Linked DNA regions of Mus musculus: region 2 is linked to region 1. The links are chromatin loops, found by intact Hi-C in ENCODE. Cell type or tissue: heart. All regions are shown on one strand.

The links. Peaks named below come from ENCODE experiments on the same cell type or tissue, not always from the same donor. Only the 100,000 strongest peaks of a DNase experiment are listed, where the experiment ranks them.
Region 2: it touches region 1 in a loop (2.5-fold over the local background); 7 of 42 quality-filtered maps call a loop at or near these places.

The regions. Positions count from the first base shown.
Region 1 is chr16:29,624,272-29,632,271 of GRCm38, forward strand. It overlaps Opa1 (OPA1, mitochondrial dynamin like GTPase), which reads left to right. Exons shown (of 29, transcript NM_133752.3): 24 at 1,193-1,333; 25 at 4,426-4,542; 26 at 5,355-5,448; 27 at 5,813-5,923. Among named protein-coding and RNA genes, the nearest start is that of Opa1, 49 kb to the left of the region's middle. In heart, a CTCF peak has its summit at 4,992 (motif pointing right); no DNase peak of the experiment used is centred here.
Region 2 is chr16:29,724,168-29,732,167 of GRCm38, forward strand. No RefSeq gene overlaps it. Among named protein-coding and RNA genes, the nearest start is that of Gm46567, 85 kb to the right of the region's middle. In heart, CTCF peaks have their summits at 4,852 (motif pointing right) and 5,068; DNase peaks (open chromatin) are centred at 1,624, 4,874 and 5,175; H3K27ac peaks cover 915 bases; H3K27me3 peaks cover 4,376 bases.

The DNA of each region.
Region 1 (8,000 bases):
AGATAGCTGTGTGCAGTTCCTCTGCCATCGTGAATGGCAAGACTTAGCAAGAAAAGATTTTCCTTTGTTAAAGATGAGAAGCCCACAGGACTGGGAGATAATATCTCAGTGGTTAGGAGACCTTTCCACTCTTCTGGAGTTTAGATCCCAGAACCCATGTTCCAGAAATTCTGTGTTGCCTTCTGGCCTGTGGGCACCCACACTCAGATGGCAAACACACACACACAATATAAAAATAAATGTGTGTTGGGTTTTTGTTTGTTTTCCATGCTATTTTATGCCTTTATGTAACCTTTCTTTAGTTTTGTAGGAAAATCCCACTGTGTGAAACATTCTCACTGTCTTGATGGAACAGATAGCCAGGGTAAATGAAAAAGAAGTTTTCTTTGAAAGAGTTGTTGTTTTAGCATTGGGTCAGTGATGATAGCAATGTAGGTGTGAAATCTTGGGCCCTGCTTCCCACGCATACTGCACAGAATAGAGCTGTGTGAATGGCCTGGGAAACTTAACTTTCTATCACAGCTGGTCAGTTGCAAAATACAATTCCAGGCGAGTTCTCTTACAGATTATTGATGTTAAGTAGTGATAAGAAGCTCATGTCTTTTATCATCCATGTCAGAATAAAAGATTGAAAAATAATGAGATAAACTGAGTTGGCCAAAGTAAGAGTCTTATTTTGAAACTCGAGTGTATGTTTTCTTCCTTGCTGAGATGAATACATTGCAAAGAAGAGGCTGAAGTGGAGTACTTCAGGAATAGTTTGAAGTATGATTTCTTTAGTGGGAGAGCTTCTTTCAAATAGCATCAAACTACTCACTTGATATTTCATTGGTTACAACAGAAACACTTCACAAAGTCTAAGTCCTTACAGGCATTTATAGAATATTGCGTTTTCCCACATGGGCACACATAGACACCTTTTCTTACACAAAAAGTATACTCTACAGTCAAGAATAAAAGTCTGTCCTAAGGAGCCTAGTGCTTTGATTTCATCAATAAAACACTGTGCCACAAGTAAGATTCTAGGGCTAAGCATTCATAAGAACCAGTGGCTATGCTCCTAAGCCTCCTAGTTTATATCTTACTGTAATTAACAGTAGTAATGCAGTAGTAATACATTTATTAAACCGGGCCTCTTTTCACAAGTGCGAAGTTTGAGCTGTCTCACCCACCTTCTTTTAACTTGTTAAAGTGTGTTCACAACGAAACCAAGAACGAGTTGGAGAAGATGCTGAAGGTTAATGATGAGCACCCAGCTTACCTGGCAAGTGATGAGATTACCACAGTCCGGAAGAACCTGGAGTCTCGAGGAGTGGAAGTCGATCCAAGCTTGGTAAGAAAGAAATACTATCAAAGAGTTGGTGATTTGGCTTAGAGGTAGATTGCTTGTCTAGCAACCACAAAACCCTGGGTTCAAACCTCAACTCAAAAAAATTTTTTTCCAAAAGTACCAAAACAAAAAGCAAGAAGTACCATGGACAAGGTGATGTGGTGACAGGTGCAACCCTTGGGATCTGGAGGCAGGAGCTGAAAGGTCATCCTCTGCTACAAAGTGACACTGGATAGGACTCTAGACAAGCTCTTCCTCAGAGAAGGAAAGGGGATGGAGGTCAGCTTTCTGAATCTGTGCGCCTTGCAATGCAGTAGTCCTGCCTCTGATGGGTTACAGAGAGATCTGAGTGCTGAGTTCTACTGTGTTCAACGTGCACATTTACTGCCTTAATGATAGTCATTTCAAGTCTATGAAGAAGAGCAAGCTTAGCTTCCATTTGCTTTTTACAGGGGGACTCCATAAATCCAGATTTAGAAATTAGGGTTCCTACAGAAGGGATGAAAGGCATCCAGACCTTGCCTCAGCTCCGTTTTACAGTTTTAGAGGACAGCAATTCACTTTTATCTATATATGGCCTGTTCACATAGACTGATATTTATGTGTGCTGGGGGAATGGGGGAGTTGTTTGTTTGTTTGTTTGTTTGTTTTAGATAAGGTCTCACTATATAGCCTTGGATGTCCTAGAACTCACTACGTAGGCCAAGCTGGCCACAAACTCAGAGTCACCTAAGTTCTGTGCCAAGATTAAAGGGGCATGCCACCATTCCCAGCAACATAGGTAATTACAATGTTTGCAATCAATGTAGCTCAATTAGGTACAAGTAGATTTAGGGGGAAACATGCATTTTAATGTTTTATTGAATTGGATCCTATCTCACTTTCCTCATTCCTGATGAGAACTATGAGAACAAATTCTGCGTGTTAGGCCAGCCTTTTTCTTAGCTTCATAATGCTTATTTGCAGAGTTTTTTTGGATTTTGGGCTGGTTTTTTTTTTGTTTGTTTGTTTGTTTTTTGTTTTGCTTTGTTTTGTTTTTTGTACCCCTGGCTAAATACCCCTAGGTGCCCTGGAACTCACTCTGTAGACCAAGCTGGCATCAAACTCATAAAAACCATTTGCCTCTGCCTCCTGAGTGTGTGCACCACTGCCACCCAGCAACAGCAAATATAGTGGACTGAAAATTTTTAAAGGTTAACTTAAGGGCTGGAGAGGCGGCTCAGCAGTTAAGAACACTTGTTCTCACAGAAGACCTGGGTCTGGTTCCTGGAATCATCTAACTATGATCCGTAACTCCAGTTCCAGAGTATCTGACAGCCTCTGCAGGCCCAGCACGCATGTGGCGCACACACATGCATACACAGAAGCAAAACACCTGTTCACATAAATAAAAATAAATAAATCTTTAAAATAAAGAAAAAAAAGTTTATGTGAAACCCAATTAGAAAAAGGAATCCAGTGAGGAAAGCAGCCTGGAAATCTCCTGTGCCACTGTGGTTACTGTTACAGACCCCTGCTTGCATGTCTCTGGGCTCACTTTACATTCTGCCTGAGGTCAAGTCAAGAAACCTGCTAAGAACCTAAGTACTTAAGCTGCTGTACGTGTTACATTATCTATAAATTGAACATGAGACTTTTAGTTGGATATAGATCTAATTTGTCTGCGTGGTCCCAACTCTCATTATTAAAAGTTCATGCAGCTAGGCATGGTGAGTTTGAGACCAGCCTGGTCTACAGATCAAGTTCTAAGACAGCCAGGGCTACACAGAGAAACCTGTGGGGGTGGGGGAAGGCCATGCCAGTTGAGCACCCACCCTACTTCAACAAAGGAAAATAGAAATGCTCCAAAACCTGGAACTTTGTCCACCCCGACCTGATGTCACAAGAACATTCTTCATGTGGCAGTATTCAAAATGCAGGTACACGGTATTGTAGTACATATCATTACTGTTAGACTATGTGTGTAAGGTATATGTAAGTGAATTTTGTGTTTAGACCTTTATCCTGCCCCCAAGATGTCTATGTAAATATTACAAGATCATCCCACCCAAAACTCACATCTGCAAAACAGTCTGGGCCCCATGTGAGTCAGGGCAGGAATGCTCAGCTCTGTGTGCTTTGACACTTCTAGTTTCCTGACACTTAGGGTAATGCAGTGGTGGTTTTCTCTTGGGAGTAGAGTGCAATAGGTTGCTACTTTCTGCAAACAAAGTCTCAGTTTGTTTTTTTTCTAGTTACATTTTGTTCAATATAAAAATATGGGATGTCAGGGGGTGTGGCTTCTCAGCAGTTGGATTGTGTTACCCATACTGCTCCCTTTAATTGAGTAATTGGTAACTCAATTGCAATAACTCAAGCTTTCGCCATCTCCTGGATGGGATTGGTATTTGTTTGGCCTACTAGCATTATTGTTGTTACTGGATATTACAAACAGTACATGCTCTGACAGGACTGTAGTGCCACAGAGGTACTGTTGTGCTAACCGTGCAACTTAATAGAAAGCATTGCTTCCTGACTGTTGTCAGCTGGTGTGCACAGTCTGAGACCAGCGTCCAGGTCCTAACTCTGCCCTTAGACGAGGCTTTCATACTCTTCTTACCTTGGCTTCCCCATTGCTAGCTAGGCAAAGATCATCCCTTACCAACCTACTCTGTACAGTGAATGAATACACTTTGAATGTAGCTACATGCTTACTTAGAACTTTGTAGATTTTGAAGCATGTAAACTAATAAATCTAATACCTGACTTTAAAAATTATGTAAGTGCACTTAAAGCTATTGCTTTCAATTAACTCTTTTTTTAAGACAGCATTTCTTTGTGGACCAGGCTAGCCTCAAACCCACCTGCCTCTGCCTCAGTCATGCTGGGATTAATGGAGTGCACCACCACTGCTGGGCAACAGTCCTTTTCTGTTTGTTTTGTTGTTTGAGCCAGGACTTCTCTCTGCCCTGCAACTCGATGTGTAGACCACGTTGGCCTCGAACTTGAAGATCTGCCTTTCAGTTAACTTTTCAAAGTAAATCTTGTATACAAGTAACTTTTAGTGCTCAACAACATCTATTATAACATTGGTTTTTTTTCTTTTCTCATTTTAGATTAAGGATACTTGGCATCAAGTTTATAGAAGACATTTCTTAAAAACAGCTCTAAATCATTGTAACCTTTGTCGCAGAGGTTTTTATTACTACCAGAGGCATTTTATAGATTCTGAGGTGAGGTTTCAAATAAATTAATTAATTAATTAATTAATTTTAATAATAATTGATGAAAGATGGTAAAAAGTAAACTTCAGTTTTACTATGAATTTTAAGCCCTTGAGCATCTGGAAGAAAAGAGTGTGTAACTTATAAAGAATAACTTTTTATCTTGTTAGAGATTTACCAGTTTAGCAGTAACTGACTTCTGTGCGTATCCTCAGGAGCTGTAAGAATGTGGAGAGACAGTCTCTTGTACCCCAGAGTAGCTGGAAACAGTTTTGTGTTTATATATAAGAGGAGGATGTGTGTATAGCATAGCCATTGGCATGTGCCCTGGAGACTGTATAGTAATACTACTTTACGATGCACTTTTTTGTGTCATAATTATTTTCTCACATCACTGAAATCTTGCTTTCTCTAAAAGAACTCTAAGTTCTTGTAAAGGGCATAGCTCTCATACCTTTTAAAGTAACCCCTAGGTGGCAGCAGACTTATGTCTTTTGACATTTTCTCATAAAGAAAAATGTTTTAAAATAGCCCTTGAAAAGCTCTGCTAATCTATGTTGTTACTAAACTGAAGTTTCTAAGTGCTTTTCTGAGTTTATTTCAGCTCAAAAGAAATAATGTATATGTTTGTGTGTGTGTGTGTGTGTGTGTGTGTGTGTGTGTGTATGTATGTATGTATGTATGTGTGTGTGTATGTGTGCATATGTGTGTTAGATAAGCACTGATATTTTTACTAAACCTTAGGAAATATGTTCTACATAATTAACATAGGCTTTGTTTCTACATTTTCATCTGATCTTCTTAACGGCTTACCACTGCAGCTGGAATGCAATGACGTGGTCCTGTTTTGGCGAATACAGCGCATGCTCGCTATCACTGCCAATACATTAAGGCAGCAGCTTACAAACACTGAAGGTAAGAAACTCCTAAAAAACAGATTGATTAGAAAAACCTTAGAATCATAACTTGCTTTGAAATATTAATTAAAAATTAAATTACAATTAGAAAATTATAGGGATAAAAGATGCTACAAATCTACTTCCATTAAAGTTAAAATAAAAAGACAGGCGTCCTGAGCACTACTTGGTGGTTTTGAAGTTTGTATGTCTGTCTGTTATGGCTTGAGAACACGTCATCCTCAGACTGTGGGTAAGATTGATGCTGATAAATGTACTAGAGAATGGGAAGTGTAAATTCAAGGGAATAACTAACGTGGGATGCTTAGTTCTCATTCAGTTCATGAACACTGCTCTTCTGGGTTTTTATTTACTCTGAACAGTTAGGCGACTAGAGAAAAACGTTAAAGAGGTATTAGAAGATTTTGCAGAAGACGGTGAGAAGAAGGTTAAATTGCTCACTGGCAAACGAGTTCAGCTGGCAGAAGATCTCAGTAAGTATTTTCTCCTACCCCGGCTTCCTGGACCCCATCCGCATCTTCATGTCTCCCATTCAATCGCAAGCTTAAAGAAAACTTACAGCTACCTAGGAAGAACTGGTTTTGTTCTGCATTGTTAAAATAAGACATTGACCTAAAATCTTATCACTTCCAAATACTTGAATGTGTGTTTCCTAGGAATAAAGATTTTTCTCCTAGCAACTGGCAAAATCAGAGTGTCACTGTAGCTAATCCTTAGACCTCATTCATCTCTTAGTGGTAGGTGTTATCCTACCACATCACACAATGTTCCGGCTCATTCCCTAACAAAGCTTACTTAACTACTTACTTACTTTCTTCCTTCCTTTTTTTGTTTTAGAATGATATTTAGAAATCAAGGTCTAAGAACTATATATACTTGTTAGTGAGTATGAGTTCTTGGGTCTTCTCAGTAGAAGGTGTGTGTGTGTGTGTGTGTGTGTGTGTGTGTGTGTGTGTGTGTGTGTGCGCGCGCGCGCGCGCGCGCGTGTGTACATGTGCATACCTACTCCTAATTTTCTGTATCTATTGAAGACTTAAGTAGATGCTCACTGTTCCAGGTTGTACCCAGTTCTGCTGGTTTGTTCTTGACTTTGCTCTTTTCTATACTTGTAATCCTAACAGCATGGAACTGACTTCCAGAATCCTTAGCCCAATTATATTTTGATCAGTCCTCTAAATGTATAACCAAACTTTGCTGCTGCCCCCATTACACAAATGTTCTTCTCACCCAGCTTGGAATCTTAGCTGTCTTACACCAGACCACCACCACAGTGCCTCACTCTGCGCCATGTCCTCTTCACACGCTGTGGCATCCTGTCAGAGGCTGATCTTTAGAAACTCCTTTCCCCGAGTTCATGATCTGACCTTTGTGTCAGGGGTCTCTGCATCTCATCTTTCCCATATTTTTCCCCTTACCCATCTCCTGGGGTTCCTCTCCTCTGAAGCCAGACTTGGCTTTCCTGGAAACTCTCTCTTCATCATGCTTGCACTCCAACACCCTACATCAGCCTATCCCACACAGATGTGCATCGTGGGACCAGGCTGCCATCACCCTGATAGCTCTGCTTGGGCTTTAGGCCTATAGCATCCCACCCACAACCTTGCTTTGTTGGAAGCATGTTTGGCTCTTAGATGCTGGTAACTTACTAGCATGGATGCTTGCTTGGATCTTTGAGAGCCCAAGGTGATCAGAGATGCATTAACATTATTATATAACTCTTGGTAGTCAGCACTTCTGAGTCTAGCTAATTATAAGTGTCCCTTCTTTGAGCTTATGAAACTTTTTCATTTCAGAGTATACTTAAATGTATATGTTTTCTGACAAGAAAGAAAATAAACACTGAGTAGGAAGAAGGATTTCAAGGTTGGGAGCAGTTTTTAAGTTGAGTTTATAGTTCTGTAGTCAGTCACAAACATATCCAGAAGAGCCAGGCAGGTTTCCCTGGTGTTGCCTGTGCCTCAGCCCTGCTCGCCCTTTTCCACCTGCACCGCCTCATCCTGGCTTTCTCTTCCGGGTTATCTGAGCTCCCATTGCTTTCTCTTGGCACTCTTGCTTTATTCTTTCTTCCTTTCTTTTTTAAATGTATACATCTCATCTTAATAATTTCATTTCTGTCATATTTGACTGTTTCCTGCCTCTTTGGAAGCATAGTTAAGTTTGTGCTGCTACAGAAGCCCTGTATGCAAGCCTGCTTCACTCTTTGTCTGTTGTATCTTACATAAGGAATCCTCAAGCCCCACGAAGCTTCGGTACTGGTAGGATGCCTGTTGTGGCGATCCATAGGAAGGCCATTCAGCAAGCACTTGGAAGTTCCTAGCTTACAATTCCATGCTTAGTGTAGATAATTTCTGTGTCCCTTGGGATATAGCTATCAGGCTGAATTAATTCAATGAATTTTACCAGCTTCTATATTTTTAAGTGACCGAAAAATAATGTGGTTTTTTTGTCTTATAATAGAGCCTGCACACTCTCATTACTCTCCAGTTGTAATTTGATTATTTAAAGAAAGTATATTACTAGCTCAGATATGTGGTCTGCCAAGCCAAGTTC
Region 2 (8,000 bases), 100 kb after region 1:
TTTATCTATCTATCTATCTATCTATCTATCTATCTATCTATCTATCTATCTACCTACCTATCTATCTATCTATCTATCTATCTATCTATCTATCTATCTATCTATGGGTTTTGTTGTTTTGTTTGTTGTTTGTTTGTTTGTTTTTGTTTTTTGAGACAAGATTTCTCTGTGTAGCCTTGGATGCCCTAGAATTCATTCTGCAGACTAGGCTGGCCTCGAACTCACAGATATCCCCTGCCTCTGCCTCCAGAGTTCTGGGGTTAAATTCGTGAACCACCAGCCCCTGGTCAGGCCCCATGATTCTTAACCAACATTTCACTTTATACTCAGCACTTATAAAGACCACCAAAGCTGGCATGGAAACTGGCATGTTTAAGACTTCCAACTAGGGCTGGTGAGATGGCTCAGTGGGTAAGAGCACCCGATTGCTCTTCCGAAGGTCCAGAGTTCAAATCCCAGCAACCACATGGTGGCTCATAACCATCCGTAACAAGATCTGACTCCCTCTTCTGGTGTGTCTGAAGACAGCTACAGTGTACTTACATATAATAATAAATAAATCTTTAAAAAAAAAAAAAAAAAAGACTTCCAACTAAGAATTACAAGACCCTCATCCAGCTTTCCATACTGTGTAACTATGAATTTCTAGTGGACTCAGAGAAGAGACTCTCTGCTTTGCAAGACTGAACAAAGTCCAGGTGTCCCTAGAACCCCAGAGTGATGGCTGTCCTTTTCTATAAGTGATGCCCTATGGTTTGCATTCAGGCTTTGAGGGGCGGAGGGAGGGCAGGGAGCGAATGCATGAAGGGAAACAGCTTTCCTTTTGATCAAATGCCCAGGGCTGATCTTCTAGAACATTTACATCCAGGCAAGAGCTGAAAAGTAGGAGCCCCTCTCCTGGCTAAAGCCACCTCACCCCCAACCCTAAGAAAGACTGCTTGCAAAAAGCATTTGGAACAAATTGTGCCATTTGAGAGAAGACAGAGATAGAACAGAAGCTGGCAGGCTGTAATTGCCCCGCTAATTAATGGTTGATCATCTATCCTTTTATGATTCTTGACCCCAGAAGGAAAATTTATTAGTACTTTTAGGTTTTGCACAGTCGTGCTAAATGAGGCGTGTAATGCCCTAATTTAGTGCCTTGTTAGCATAAGCAGGGCCTCCCCAGCCTGCTCAGTCCCCACCAGAAGGCTTTCTCCAGAGCTGTGGGGCACTTACCTAGGCCAGGCACACGTTATTTGGCTCCAGTACCTGAGGAGCCACACACAGCCAAGATGGAAGCTTGCCCCATTCAGCCTGAGGTGGGGAGCAGGGGCTCTGCCATTCATTTCATAACAACATTTAAAGTTCCGAACCTGCAAGCCACTTCACCTCAATCTCCCCCCAACTCCCAGTTCTCAGGGGGCTCCCACTGTACTGCCTGTTCTTGATGTCTCCCCTTAAAAACCAAGATTTGAACCCTCTTCAAATCTCTGGGAAGAAAATGGATAGTTGGTGCCCTGGTTGACTCTGGCTGTATTGAATGCATCAAGGCATCCAGCCCAGACTTTTATCTAGTGCAGATGCCAGCTCAGGAAATGCCCAGTGTTGGCTGCGTAGAGGAGTGACAGCCTGCCAAGCGTGCCTCCAAGCAATGTAATTCAGGGTCCCGGGTTGAAGGGAGGCAGTGGACTGTAGAGAAGCCTGCTGGGCAGGTAGCCACCAACACTGCAGCGCTCACTTTGCCACCCACCAGCTCACCTTTGGAATTGCAGAAAGCCCCTTGCCCTTTACAGACTTCTGTCTTCCCATCTGTCAGAGGCACTGTAAACTTTATTATGTAGGTAGGGTCCCTTCAGGTTTGGCATCCCATCCTTCAGCTGATGCGTCAGGAGTGAGGGGCAAGCTGGGTAGTTCGGTCATTGCAAGGGCCAGCACCAGCAGTCTGCAGAGGGTGAGCATCCTTTGGCAAGTCTAAACGTAGAAACACCATCCGGAGACATTAAAATAAAAAGCATGAAAACAGGGTATTTCTGAAATCATGAGGGCTCGGTGAAATGAAATACAGTATGTGTATATGTTAGGATTATAGGAGCATATTAATAATTGCAGAGTAGCCTATTGTAGGCGTGGAGAGGGGTTCATGGTACCGTATGTGCAAGAGTTCAGGGTCTCTAAGCAAGAGCTCTCATACGATAGTTTTGTAAAAATAAGCCAAAGAAAACACGTTCAAGTAAAGATATTGGGAACCTACGGGGTTTTTGGATAGTAAGAGTCAAGGCACTTTTTTTCCTTCATTAAAGTTTTTGATTTTTCCAATATTTAGTTATAATGACTGTCTATCCCTCAGAGAACCAGAAAAAAAAATACACAAAATTTTTCTAAGAAGTAAAACCTTCATCCAAATAAATGTATTTTTTTTTCATGTCTCATTTCCTCCACATGTGAATTGACAACTCTCAATAACCTCGAAAGGTCACAGTGGCTGGAAGTTCTTAATATAATCATCTATTTGTTATTGATGCTCAGTAAGACCGCTGGATGACCAGGACTCTCTGGCATCCACACAACTGTGAAGGACTTAACTGTGCTGTGGATGAAGGTCGCTCTCTGGGAAGGTCTTTGCTGGAAGCACTCTGCTTGCTGGCTGTAGTCTCAGTCAGATGGGAAGATCTGAAAGTGTCCTTTAACAAGGACATCATGCAGATGAGAAAGGAACTCACTATGACCTGAGCTCTGATCACACAGAGTCTCTGTACCTGCTGTCACCTATGCACCCAAGTTTCAAGGACTCCTGAGCAATGGGGACCTGGCAGGTTGTGTCTTGTTTCCTGGGGCTCTCCAGGTGTGACCTGCCTAGATGCCTTTCTTCTCAGTGTTAGTCTTAGGCTCCAGAGTGAGTCCTTTCCAGAGACAGATGGGCACCGAGTCTGCATCCCCACAATGGGTGTGATCAGGACCTAGAGTGGCCACAGCTATCCTGCCTCTGGAACACCGGGGCTTTGTGTCTAAGTACACTGACAGTGAAACGTTTGTCTCTCAATGGTATGTTGTTCATTTGGGTTCACTGGCCTTTGGGAAGGACAGTCAAGACTGCAGAAACCAAAATACTGGATTATACAGTAGAACTCACAAGTCATTTGGGACTTCACTCGTACCCATGTTCCCTAAGAAATTCCTCTCCACTGGAAACTACGCTGGGTCTCTGAGTGCATGGGTGGGAGGTGAAGAAGGGCAGGATGTTGTAGGTGCTACACTTGCCCTCTGGCGCTCAGAACCCTAGAGAGGGGAACCATCAATGGGCACAAACAGGTGCAAACTGCAGCAGCCCGCAAAGCTCAGAAAAGGCATAAGCCAAATAAACCCCAGGAGACCCAGAGGGGATTCTGTTGAGTTTAGAACGGGACTATTTCTAGACACTTCCGGGAAAAGGTGCCATTTGAGGAAGGCCTCTACAACAAAAGTAACTATTGGAGCACACAGGTAGAGGAATCAACATTTGAGGTTAGGAAGCAGGAAGTGACAGTTGGATTGGCATCCACTCAGGCATGGGGCTGGTGTGGTTAGAGACAAGGACAAGGCATAGCTTAGCGCGCATGTGAGAAAGCAGTCGATGCAGTCACAAGGAGCTTAAAGCCCCAGAGAGTTGTTCTGGTGAGTTTCTGGGATGAGCTTGCAGAAGGAAGACTGGCTTGCTGCTCCACCTGAGAGGGAGAAGACAAAAGAAGCCTGTCATTTCAGAGAGAAGAAATGGACAGAAGCAGTAGGGAGATTCTGATCCCTGCGTTGCTTCTGAGATGGAGCCCCACTTGAGTCCTCTCTCCACTTTGTGCTGCACCCCCCCTGGGTAGTCACCCTCGGCCGGCATCCAAGCTGGGGGTTTTGGCAATGTTTGCAGGAAGCCTGGGAAAGTTTTCAGTGCCTGTGAGCCCTCAGAGACAGGTGGAGGGCTAGTGTCCTCCCACCACCTTCTAGGAGAGACTTTGCTCCCACAGTAGAGCCCTAGCCTCAGGGTGGTTCCTGGTCTGGGCTGTGAAGCCACATCTTTGGACTAAGGGATGCCTCAGGAAACCAATAAGTTTCTCAAGATTTATGACGCAGGAAATGCTTTTTGGGAGAGAAAAATAGAAAAGGTGAGGTAAAGATGGGGCAGGGCTGGGCTGGGCTGGGCTGGGCTGGGCTGGGCTGGGCTGGGCAGGGCAGGGCAGGGCAGGGCAGGACAGGGCAGAAGCCCCAGTAGCCTCCTGGTGCATGTGCTGGGTTGTACTGGTGGAGGAGACTGGTTACCAGAACTCATGGTGGAAAAAAACTCTTAACAAGGATGTAGACATATTTCCTCTTGTATTTTTTCTTTTTTTAATTAAACTTTTGGTTCCTTCTCTGCAAAACAGAAAAGATGAACTCATCAACTCACAAGATCTTTATCCCCAGGTGCCCTAACTCCTCAGGGAACCTGTTGTTTTCAGGATGGGCTTTGAGTATGTTGCCGGCCTTACTTTCCCCTCGTGAAAACTCCAATTACTGAGATCCATATATCTCATGCCTGGGCTGGATATTAATGATGAGTGGATATCCGGAAACTTCCTTTGGAGGGATACAGCTCAGCTGGATTTTCTTATTTACTGTCTTCACTCTGGAGCGAAGCCACATCATCCCAATGCACGTCCCAGCACACACAGCTCAGCATGTGGTCAGTCCTCATGTATAAATCTACAGACACACAAGTCCCAGTGCTCACGCACACCCACATGAACATGCACATGCACATGCACACACCCTCTATCTCAGTTCTCTTTCTGCTAATCAGTGAATCCTCTCTAGTATGAGAGATCTGACAGACTTAGCCCTGTTTTGGATGAATTCCTGGCCATCTTTGGCGTCCCTTTCTGCCAGTCTCTGCCAGCAGGTGGCGCTCACAGCTCTCAGACAACACAATGGGCACCTAGGTTCTGAACTTCTGGCCTTCCCCCCCCCCCCCCACCTTTGGAATGGCATAATTTGGGAGTCATCTATGGGACGACTGCCAAGGTCTTAAATTTTCTACGTGGGGTTTGGATAATTTTCTCCAGACGGCTTGGAGAACTGGACTGGATGGGAGGAAAAGGGGCAGTGGTGGGGGTGGGGTTGGGCTGAGCCTCAGGGTGGGTCTGGTCAGGGCCAGGACAGCTTCAACTCTGGCAGCCAGAAAGCCCCACATTGAGGGGTGTCTGAGGCGAGGGTGGATCACACCCTGTGTGGGGGGGGAATGCTTTCGCTGGTATGAAGACAAACAAACAAAGCCAAGAGCTCCCAAATCCTGCCTGTCCCTATCACTCATCTGACAAAAATGTTAACCCATGGCAACCTCGGCTGCTGCTCAGCACCATCCCGGATTTTATGATTTGTGAATTATTAGTCGTTCAGATCCTTTTTTAGAAATAACTTTTTATCCTGAAAAATTCTAAGCAGATACAAGAGTATAAAGAATGATATAACAACCCACTTACGGGCTCACCAGCTCAGTAATTATGGTAATCAGTCTACCCCTCAGCCTTCTCTGGAATGTTTTATGGCAAATTCCCGACATCATGTCATCCCATCATCCCACACCAAACCACCTACGACTGTGCCCCCTCCCCACCCCCCGTGTGGTATTAAAGAGACCTTCACACCAGCCAACAAAGACTGTTTTTTCTTTACCATAACCATTGTCTAAAACCCATGGGGACTTTCTTAGTGTCATCCAGCCCCTCTGTTGCACACCGAGCCCTTCTGACATCTTCCACTGTCCCAGTGCAAAAGCGCATTTCACCACCCACATCCACCCCATCCCTGCTTGTCAGTGGCTACCTCCTGAGTGAGCATGGACTAGAAATCAGTTAACATGGAGTCCCCATGGGCCTAGAATACCACCCAAAGAGTCCCATGAAGGACTGTCATGCCCAGAAGACACTTTACTGATCATCCTGATTGTCGTCGCGGGTCTGGAAGTGTGACTTAAAAGACCTGTCCTTTCTCAGAAATAGATAAGAGTCTGATGCAGACAGACTGCATCTGCATGCCTCCTGGCTCGGGAGCTGCAGCCATAGGCAGGGAATGCAAACAATGTGGCCGTGCCAGTCCCAGAGAGGTCTGGGAATGCCTTCCTAATTGAGCTGCAGTCTGCCTGCAAGGGAGACAGGGACAGAGAGCAGTGAGGGCTGGAAGGGCCAAGAGGGAGGATGTCTGACACCTGTCTGAGTGCTTTGAACCCTGGTGAGCTTTGAGACCCCCAGGAGGCACCACCTCTGGTGGCCAGAGGAGAGAGGGGTAGGGATCTGTCCCTAAAGGGGTCAATCCCTGAGATGGTTTCTTCACTGGGGCTCGCGTTTGTTTTCATCCACGGGACCACCTTGAACCAATATACTTGCTGTGACAGGAAATGTGCATAGGAGAAGCTTGGGAAGTTCTGCAGTGTTTGCTGAGTGCTAGACGCCCCCACCCCACCGCAATCATGGGTGGTAAGGAGACTTATGTCTTTAACACGTAGGGCACACACACACATTCTACTTGGGCTTTCCTACTGTGCCTTCTGTGTTCCATAGCTGGTCTCTGGCTCTTCAGGCTCTTCAGGACTCCACAGGAACACATTTGATGCCTTCAGTGCTTTCTGACAAGCCCATCGTGACAGGTTCTGTGATACCCTCTGGTTGGTCCAAGACTGGAATCTATCAGCGTTTTCGATTGCTTTGCCTGAGGAGCATCCCATGCCAGCAGGCACCTGTGCACTTCAGCTTGTACTTGAAGAGGTAACACAAAGTTGTGACCCCTAGATCTGTACCACCCTTGGCTCCTGGGAGGGCTTTGGGTAGCAGGAGATGACCAGGCTGAGATCAAAGAATCAGAACCACCAGCTGTGTTGCTGACCTGCTTTTGAGATGATCCCCTCATGTCACAGCTAATATTCTCCAGCGCCTCGGAACCACTGACCCAGACATTACATTATAGTATTCTGTTTTTTATTACATTTGTAACTAAATTGTATTTATTATGTGTTTATTACAATGAAGGTAGATGAAGGGTATAAAGCAGGAACTTTTTTTCCAACCCCTTACCACCTTGTCCCAATAATGTACTGCTTACGGTACACTATGGAAGTGTGCTTTTCTGGGAACCCAGGGATATGTCTGTGTGTTGCCAGTCCCTCTCTCCTCTTCACAAATGTCAAAGCACTATGTCTTTACACACGCACATGCACACGCACACACACACACACCCATACCTTCAAGTTCATGGCAGGTTTAAATTTACCCCCTTCTTCACCATAAAGCCAAATAGAATAGTCTGAGCTAGAACCCCGTACTGTACACTCAGTATAAATGGAAACTTTGGGACAATTCTTATTAATAGTTAGTAAACCAATAATCATCACACATATGTTGAGAGATGGCTGCAAACCTATTCTTGATGGCTTTTCTCATGTATGTGTTCTAGGAAGTGAGGAGACCACCCACTGTTTGGGGTCGGTCGTATAGAACTCTCCCTTGGTAAAGAAAATAATGATCCAGGGGTAGAAACGAGTCATGCAAATTAATTGCTACCCATTTCAGCTACTCTGATATTGTGACTTGGAGACTTTAGAGTTGAACCTGGGGGAAAGCAAGGGCATGGCTGAATTTCCTCAGTGGTAATTTTAGTATCCACAGTCACGCTGGGAAGGCCCTATCAAAACGACACAGTCTCCGGGCAGTGGTGGCACACACCTTTAAACCCAGCACTTGGGAGGCAGGCAGATTTCTGAGTTCGAGGCCAGCCCCGTCTACAGAGTGAGTTCCAGGACAGCCAGGGCTACACAGAGAAACCCTGTCTCAAAAAAAACAAAAAACAAAACAAAACAACAACAACAACAAAGACACAGTCGTGAGCCTTGTCCCTCACTCCATCATGAAATGAAGATGGGACACACACCAGATTTTCTTTTTTCTTTCAGCTCCATTGGCTCAGAAGCAGTGCTAATGTAACCAGAGTTTAGGTTCTCAGGTGCTCCAAGGTATTAAATACTT